Linked DNA regions of Mus musculus: region 1 is linked to region 2. Evidence: chromatin loops called from intact Hi-C (ENCODE). Cell type or tissue: heart. All regions are shown on one strand.

Region 1 (4,000 bases), 56 kb before region 2:
AGGGTCCAGTCCATTGAGGGTGGGGACACCTCTAATCATGGGCTCTAAAAGAAAACAGGCTGAGTGAGCCACGGGAAGGAAGCCAGTAAGCAGCTCTTTCATGGCCTCTACATCAACTCCTGCCTCCAGGTTCTTGCCCTGTTTGAGTTCCTGTCCTGACTTCCTCTGATGATGAACTGTGATAAGGAAGTATAAACCAAACAACCCCTTTCCTCCCAGGTGTTTCAGCACAGCAATAATAACTCTAACTAAGGTACCCACAAAAAACAAATTGACTCTCATTTATCTCTACTTGGAGCAAAGCATCATTCACTTAGTTAAACTTATCAAAGCAGGCACCTGAGCACTGGCTTCACGGTTTTGGTCTCAGGTTAGGCCTGAGAGGAGACTCTGTATAGGCTGTGTGGCTATGAAGAATCCATGGGGTATCCCCACTTGTACAGGAACCTATTTGGTTTTCTCAGGAGTGAGGGGATGGAGCAACCAGCTATAGTTCCCTCAGGGGAACAGTAGTAGGTACTGGCCAGGCCAGAAGGTAGGAGTGCTACCCCTCATTCTGCTGAAAGACTGGGTGCTGAAAATCAAACACATATGTGAAAAGCCCAATCTAGTCACCAGGAGATTTTCCAGGAAGTGTGATGAATATTGTGTCTCCCACAAAGAAGCTATGAACTTCCACCCACCCACGTCCTTTCCTCTTTTTGAATTTGTTTTCTTCCTGCTAATAAAACTAAAAAGTCCCTCACAAGATCAAAGCTTTCAGATTTGATAACATCCCTTAACCCCCACCCCCCTTGGCAGTCTGAAAGCTTTAAAAGTGTGGTGGGCATTTATACTATAACTAAAGCCTTTTAGGAGGAAGGGGCGGGGCGTGGCTTTACAGGATAGTACTGTAGGCTTGTGCAGGCTAGCCTTCGATTTGCAGCAGTCTAGATTCATTTTCCCAGGGTTTGGGATTATAGGCATGAGCCACCATCTCCTACCCATTCTTGCTTTCCTAAAGACCTTCCTCCCTGGAAACAAACAACACGTTCTGTCCCTACCTCCCATCCTAGCCAGAGAGAGAGAGAGAGCTGTTGACATGTAATCCATTTGGTTTTATAACCCAGTGTCTTTCAGAGTGCCAAGATCATCTGTGTTCAACATTCTCTTCCATTAAGACTCCTTCCTATACCGACATTCAGTGATACTAACCATCCGGCCCTTCAAACAGCTCAGACTTCAAGTTCCTTCTAAGTATCCAGCCATCCTAAAGTTTATGTTTCCTCTAACTTATGTCTACCCATCTACGTTGTCATACTATTAACTTCTGAAGTTCAGCTTACCCCAGTCTCAAATTCAGTGTGCATGCTCTCTGCCAGGTTTTTCTAATCACCCTTTCCCTATGTTGGAAAACCATGACTCCAGATGGAGTTCCTCCTTGACTTTGGTTTATGATCACTATCATTCATCTGAGATTTCCTTAATCTGTTGCTTCCCACCCATCTCATATGCTGTCACTCTGAGTTTTAACTTGTCATTTCAAGTTTTCTGTATCTACTGGGCCTTCCTCCTCCCATTTCTTTAAAGACATTCTAGTTCAAAAGCATAAGAACCCACTGGGCTCTTCAAACAAAACCACTGATGACAACGGAAGCCTAGTTGAATTCAGTTAGATTCTTCCATGTATCCAAGGTCTTAGACATCTGTCCCTACATGCAGTATGACTCACTGTCTCTGAGCACTCCTGCCTAGGTGCCATAGGTACCTTCAGTCCCTTACCATTCTTTGCCTAAGGATTATTCACCACTATGGGATCAATGTGTTGGTGAGCCCACTACAAATGCTTAACACTTTTTGTAAGCTTCCCTTATTGCACTCATTAGAATAAATAGTATACTTCAGACTACTGTTAAAAAGTCAAAGGCAAGCAAACAGGTTCTTAATGATAAAGATTCTCGACCTCATGGAAGCTACAATTAATACTAGCCTACTTCAGATTCCCCCAAGGAACTACGAATTTCTGTGGATACAGAAATGACAACGGGTACCCAACTAGCTCAGCCATCAGCCATTGGAGTGTTTTGAATGTGGCAACTTCCCTATTGTGACCAAATCACTAGGATTTGGATGGAGCCGTACATGACTAATGAATGTACATAGCTTGATGTAGAGCTTATCTCATGTGGTGCTAAGCTGCTAGATAAGATTTCCCTTTCTTCTGATTGCACAGAATTGGCATAAATGTGTTTAGCAAGGGTGTTCTGTTTGCCGAGGGTTGGAATGAGAATTCATTTCCTATCCCTTGAGAAGAAATAAGATCTTGTCTGAAACTTCGTTGCACCCAGAATATTTGTGACTAGCCCTGAAAATGTAAATCTAGAGTATATTCAGGATGAGTAGGTGTTTTCGGTGACGATGAACCAGTTCACTCTCTCTAGTGAAGCAGTGCTGATAAAGGCCATTCCCAATTTCCACTCGTTATAAGACTGGAGGTTGTAAGGAAGAGAGGAGGGATGTCTGCCGTCAAGGCTTTTTAACATAAAAGGGATATTTTGGAGTTAGTCCTTAATTGAAGGACCATGAGGACAGATGGCTATAGTAAGAATGAGAACAGCAGTTACAAGTCCAGCATCCCTGCTTTTGCTTAAGTGAGGTCATTTCCTTATGTCCCAGATTTGACTTTCTGGACTGAAAAGGGAAAAAAAAAAAATAAGTTTTTGCTTTTTTTGCTTGAGAAAAGCAGGATGTCTTTTAATCTTAACTATTTAAAGGATAATCCTTTCTTCCTACATCAAAGATAAGAAGTCTGTTGGGAATCTATACATTTAAATCAGATTTATTTCTAGTGTGTTTTTGTCCTGGGGTAAGAATGTAGGCTCCTGGAAACCATGGACTTCATGGTGATCAAAAGCCGTATAGGTAAAATTTGGATCTGAAATGTGCCCCAAGGGTGGCACTGCTGAGAAGGGGTGGAGCCTGAGAATACGCTATGCTCTCTAGCACGAGCTCTTCATGGCATCCCTTCATCTCTTCCTGGCCACAAGGAGGTTGCTTTGCCCTGCCTCGTGCTCCCCATCAGCTTGTGGCGTCACAGGCCCAAAGCAATAAGGCCATCGAATGATCACTGACCAACTCTAAAACTACAAGCCAAAATAAGCCATTCTCTGTCATAAGACAATTGTGTCCAGTGTTCATTACACGCTCACTATTTTGCAATGTTTCAGTGGCTTTGCAGTATCTATCACATCAAAATAGGTTTTATTTAAAAAGTGTGCAAGAAGCAGCCAATGTTTGCCATACACCACATGCAAGTTTCCCTTCTATGAGTAACACTTTGATTACTGTAGTACATTTGCTATAATTGAGGAATCAATATTACTATATTAATAGCTAAGGCCCATAGTTTACACTAGTTTCAATTTTTGTATTTATTATCTATTATTTGATGAATTATACTGTATAGCACTATCATATTATCCTATAGAACAGACTTAGCACACTAAGACCTCCTGTGCCCGTGGCGCCCACCTTCACCCTGACTACACGCCCCTCCTTGAGCACAGGAAGTATTCCTTCTCTCGAACGTTGTCTAGTCAGAACCTAACAGTCCGTAGCCTTTCAGAGCTGCCTCTTTCACTTAGTGATAAGCACTGAAGATTGGTCTACATCTTGTGGTTTGATAGTTCACTTACTTTCATTGCTGATAACGACCCATTTGTGAATCATAACAGAGTTTGCTTGTGTGTTGACCTGTTGGAAGATGTATTAGCTGCTTCCAAGTTTGGATAATTATATGTAAAATTCTATAAACGTTACCATGTAGATTTTGGTGAGAACAGTGGTCTCTGCATTTTTGGGGGGAGTAATCCCAGCCATTTAGTAATTTAAATTTCCCAGCTTCCCTGGAATCAAGCAATGTTTAACTGTCATTCTGAATGTGTGCCAGTTTCATTGGCTGAGTCAGAATAGGCAAAATTAGGTTGAAGTGTTACCCTAGACAGGTGAGAGTTAGGAACCA
Region 2 (4,000 bases):
CTGCTTGCTGAGTCCCAACCAACTCCTAACTTTGGCCAGTCCCTGACATAATGTTCCTGTTCTCCACAGAGTCCTGAACTGATTCCTACAACACACACACACACACACACACACACACACACACACACACACACACACACAGAGAGAGAGAGAGAGAGAGAGAGAGAGAGAGAGAGAGAGAGAGAGGTGGAAATTCAGGTTCAGACAAGTTTAGCGCACTGCTGAAGTCAGAGATGGTGAGAGGTGAGGACCAATTGGGAATACAGAGCTGCCTTTTGAGCTAAATTTGGCAGCCCCAGGTTAGAGTGCTGCAGCCCACTAGTACCGAGGTGCATGTCAAACGCAGGAGGGCTTTCTGTCTTCCTCCTTAGCTTCCATCCTTCCCTCCTACTCATCTCCTTTTAAAAAGACACCTGTCTTACAGCTCTGGAGAAATCCACAGATTGGAGTGTACAGGTGAGGCTATCACAGGCAGGGTCTCAGAGCAGTTCCCCACCCCCACCCCCACCCCCATGAGCAACAGTCTGTGAGGAAGAGATCGAGGACAGAGAGCATCGACTGACTTATTTTAGAGCACACACAGAAATTCCGAAAATGGGGATTAGAGAGTTTCCAAGATGCTTTTGAACTCTAGCTATGAACTCATGGAAAAAAAAATTCCAAATGGAATCCAAGGTGGGAAAAGATGTACAAATACCTTCACAATGCTTTGGGCTTCATGAAGACCTCTGGCCCGACGCTCTGGCAGAGCAGTGTGAGAGAAACCTCTCTGGCAGGCACCTTTTTGTATGTACTATCTGGAAATATGCATTGCATTTCTTCCCTGGTTAGTTTCTGTTTCTGTTTATGAAGGAGGACCTTCCAGGGGATTGCGTGGGACCTCTCCCTTTTTGATCATATTTTATCATCAGAGACAGAAAAATGTACTGAACACAGGAAGATAGTTACTGCAGCAGAACTCCCTACTCCATTGCTAGGAGAGAGATTTATAGAGTGGACAAATGGGACAGAGAAGGAGCTGTGGGAGGGGAAGAGACATGTTAAGGCAGAGAAGTCAAGGTTTCAGGGTGGGACAGTTGAGTGGCACCAGGTAGTGGGATCAGAAGGTGAAGGAGTCAAAAACACATAAGACCAAGGCAAACAAAGACTCTTGGGGCCCTCCCAACACACCATCTACTTTGGGGTGTGCAGTCAACTGTGTGTGGATCCAATCCCATTTCTATCTAAAAGGGACAGCGAAGGGTAGCATGCTTAGAGTACAGCATGATCCTTCTTACATAATGATTTCTTTAAAACAAAAGGAATGAGGAGGAAAATCTTTTTTTTTATTAGAAAATTCTCTCAGACAGAAGGTTGGAAACAGCTAGCTCAAATAAAATTTAGTGTCTTCAAACTTTGAAAAGAAGGAAGAGAAAAAAAAATTAATCATGAGCAGTTCTTCAGTAGAAGAACTGAAAGCAGACGGCATTCATGTAATACCAGCCTACAAGGCTGCAGAGCCTCCAAATCCCTGCCACCATTTGTCAAATAACTGCTTCAACGCTTAGTTTCCCCCCAAATGCCCTCCTAAATATAGTGCCTTCCTTTTGGTCAGCATCCTAATCAATAAGATTGGGTCTCTCAAGCTGTATCCCATACTTTGAAGTCTCAGATTGACTCATAAGGAATTTCCATCCGTCCTCACAGCTGCTGAGAAGGGAGCCCTAGCAGAAGGAAGGAACGCGTGCTCTCCCCACACTTCCTTCCTGTCTGCGCTGTTCCTGGCTGGGTTGTGCAGATGCATCCCAGCGTCTCAGAGGTCACTCGGCACATTGTTCACAGTGTGGATGCATCTAGAGCATAGTGTGTTTAGAGCGGTATCCAGGTCTCATTTTTGTGCTAGATATTACCAGAAAATCTTATAAGCTGTGCAAAAATATTAATTATGAATACATTTACCATATCTTTATTTCACAAGTCCTGTCATTTTTTCTGTAACTGAGTGTATTTATTACTCTTTAAAAAAAATTCAAGTAGGAAGCAAGTGACAGTATTCTTGTGTAATTACTAAGTTGTGAGAAAAAAAATCTTTCTACAAAAGTTTTTGAGCTGAATATGGTGACAAACACCTGCAATTCTGTCAACCTGGAAGATTCAGACAGGAGGGTTATGAGTTGGAGGCCAGTCTGGCTTGTACATTAAGACATGTATCATCTATTCATGCCCCCACAAATGGGGTGACTCACAAGGTAAGACCTTTTAGAATAATGACTGACGTGTTCGGAACACAATGGACTCTGTGTTATTTGCTCTTGTAGAAGGGGCACTTTAGACTTTGCCTTATAGGACGATCAGTTGGAAAGTTCCAAGTCAGGATATGCCTTGCGTCTCTATGCCAGCACTGTGTCTATCCTCTGGCTTCATGTGTGAGTCGTAATATTGCTTAGGATGTCAGATTTGGTTTGTCTCTTATTCCCACGAGGTTCATGATGTACGTGGTCCTGTTTCTTTCCTCTTTCTGCATTCTTCACCGACTTTGAGAAACCCTTCTCAACTCCACAGTACTTGACACTTGGTGCTTTTAAAAGCAAAAGCAAAAGAACGAACACACAAGGAATAGACTCTGCTGTCTTAAGATAGGCAGTCAAAGAACTACCTGAAAACGTCTGAGATTTTATCTCTTCTAGAGAGTCTAATCTCAGGGAAGAACTGGGTGAGCAGAGAGTTCACGAGTGTATTCTTTTCATAAGATTCAAAAAGTTTAAAAAAAAAAAAGCCCGATGTCCAATTGCAAGGCAAGAGATAAAGATCAAAGACTTGTTTTATTACAATATTTTCATTTTTATTGAACAGATTCATTTTGGACTTTGGCTTGGTTTGGGAATGTTTACCTTTTAATAAGTGATCTGTTTAAATGTGGATCAGAGAACAAGGCTTTCTGTTTTACAGTTGAACTTTTGACCTTGGTGGGGGTGTGAACGGGTGGAGACTAAGAGGAAAGTCCGCTGTGTTTGTACTGAACTTTTTACCCATTTAAAAAAAAAAGAAAGAGAGAGATAGAGAGAGGCGAGTTTAAAGTTCACAGAGTTCACAGGAGGTCTCTATTGGGGATTTCTGGTATTATTAACTTCCTGACCTCAGATAATTAAAAAGGAAGAGCAGGGCCACCTCAGACTGTGACTCAACTTTGAACTCTTAACCTCGCCAGTAAAGCATTTCAATTGTAAATGGTAGACCCTGAAGCTTGCTTGCTGTGATCAACCAGTTTTCATCCCCGGTTACCAAGGCATAGACCCACAGAGGAGCCTGAGCGTCCCTTTGTATTTGCTTAACCTATTTTTTTTACCAGAAAGGACTGTGAACGCTCTATACTCAGAAATGACAGGCATTCTGGCGCACAAGTTGAGCGTCAAGGGTCACTGGATTGCAGAGCTAGAAGCAGCCTTAGATTACCTGGCCAGCTGCCTCAGCTGGGCTACTCTTAGAAGCCAGTAGGTCCAGTGACTTCAGGAATGTAGAAGCCACCCTGGTCATTTGGCTTTGTTTGTCTCCGTTCACAACGGGATGCAAGTGGCCTAGAGGGGGTATGACTTCTGTATTTTAATATTGAAATTCGTAAGGGGGAAGCAGTAAATTTGGTTCCCAAGTGACCTCTTTACTGATACTGGTTGCATAACCTCAGAAACTTTCCTAACTTTTCTAAGTAGTGATTTGCTTAGTTGGGGAGAGAATTCAGACTATGGGCTCTTGTTTGCATTTATGGTATTCCTTGTTGCGGTCATAGTTATTTATTTTGCTTTGTGGTGTCTTGGTGTTCATCTGTTTGGTTTTTGCAGAGCTGGAGGTTGAAATTAAGTCATTACAGTCTCATAAGTGATCTACAACTGAGCTTCACTCCAGGTCACCGTGAGAGTTCTGTAATTTACATTGAAACGCCATGCACACAATTCTAGGCAAGAAATGGGTTTTCTTTGGGTTGATGGCAATGATTTTAGAGTAATTGGTTAGGGCACATGGTCTT

The links. A loop is a pair of places that touch in the nucleus more often than their neighbours do. Peaks named below come from ENCODE experiments on the same cell type or tissue, not always from the same donor. Only the 100,000 strongest peaks of a DNase experiment are listed, where the experiment ranks them.
Region 1: a loop joins it to region 2, with 2.8 times the contacts of the local background. A loop is called at or near these places in 3 of 42 quality-filtered maps.

The regions. Positions count from the first base shown.
Region 1 is chr16:76,280,178-76,284,177 of GRCm38, reverse strand. No RefSeq gene overlaps it. Among named protein-coding and RNA genes, the nearest start is that of Gm30569, 19 kb to the left of the region's middle. In heart, no CTCF peak of the experiment used is centred here; no DNase peak of the experiment used is centred here.
Region 2 is chr16:76,224,404-76,228,403 of GRCm38, reverse strand. The region is part of intron 2 of Gm30507 (a long non-coding RNA gene); the gene reads left to right. Among named protein-coding and RNA genes, the nearest start is that of Gm30507, 23 kb to the left of the region's middle. In heart, no CTCF peak of the experiment used is centred here; a DNase peak (open chromatin) is centred at 1,733; H3K27ac peaks cover 189 bases.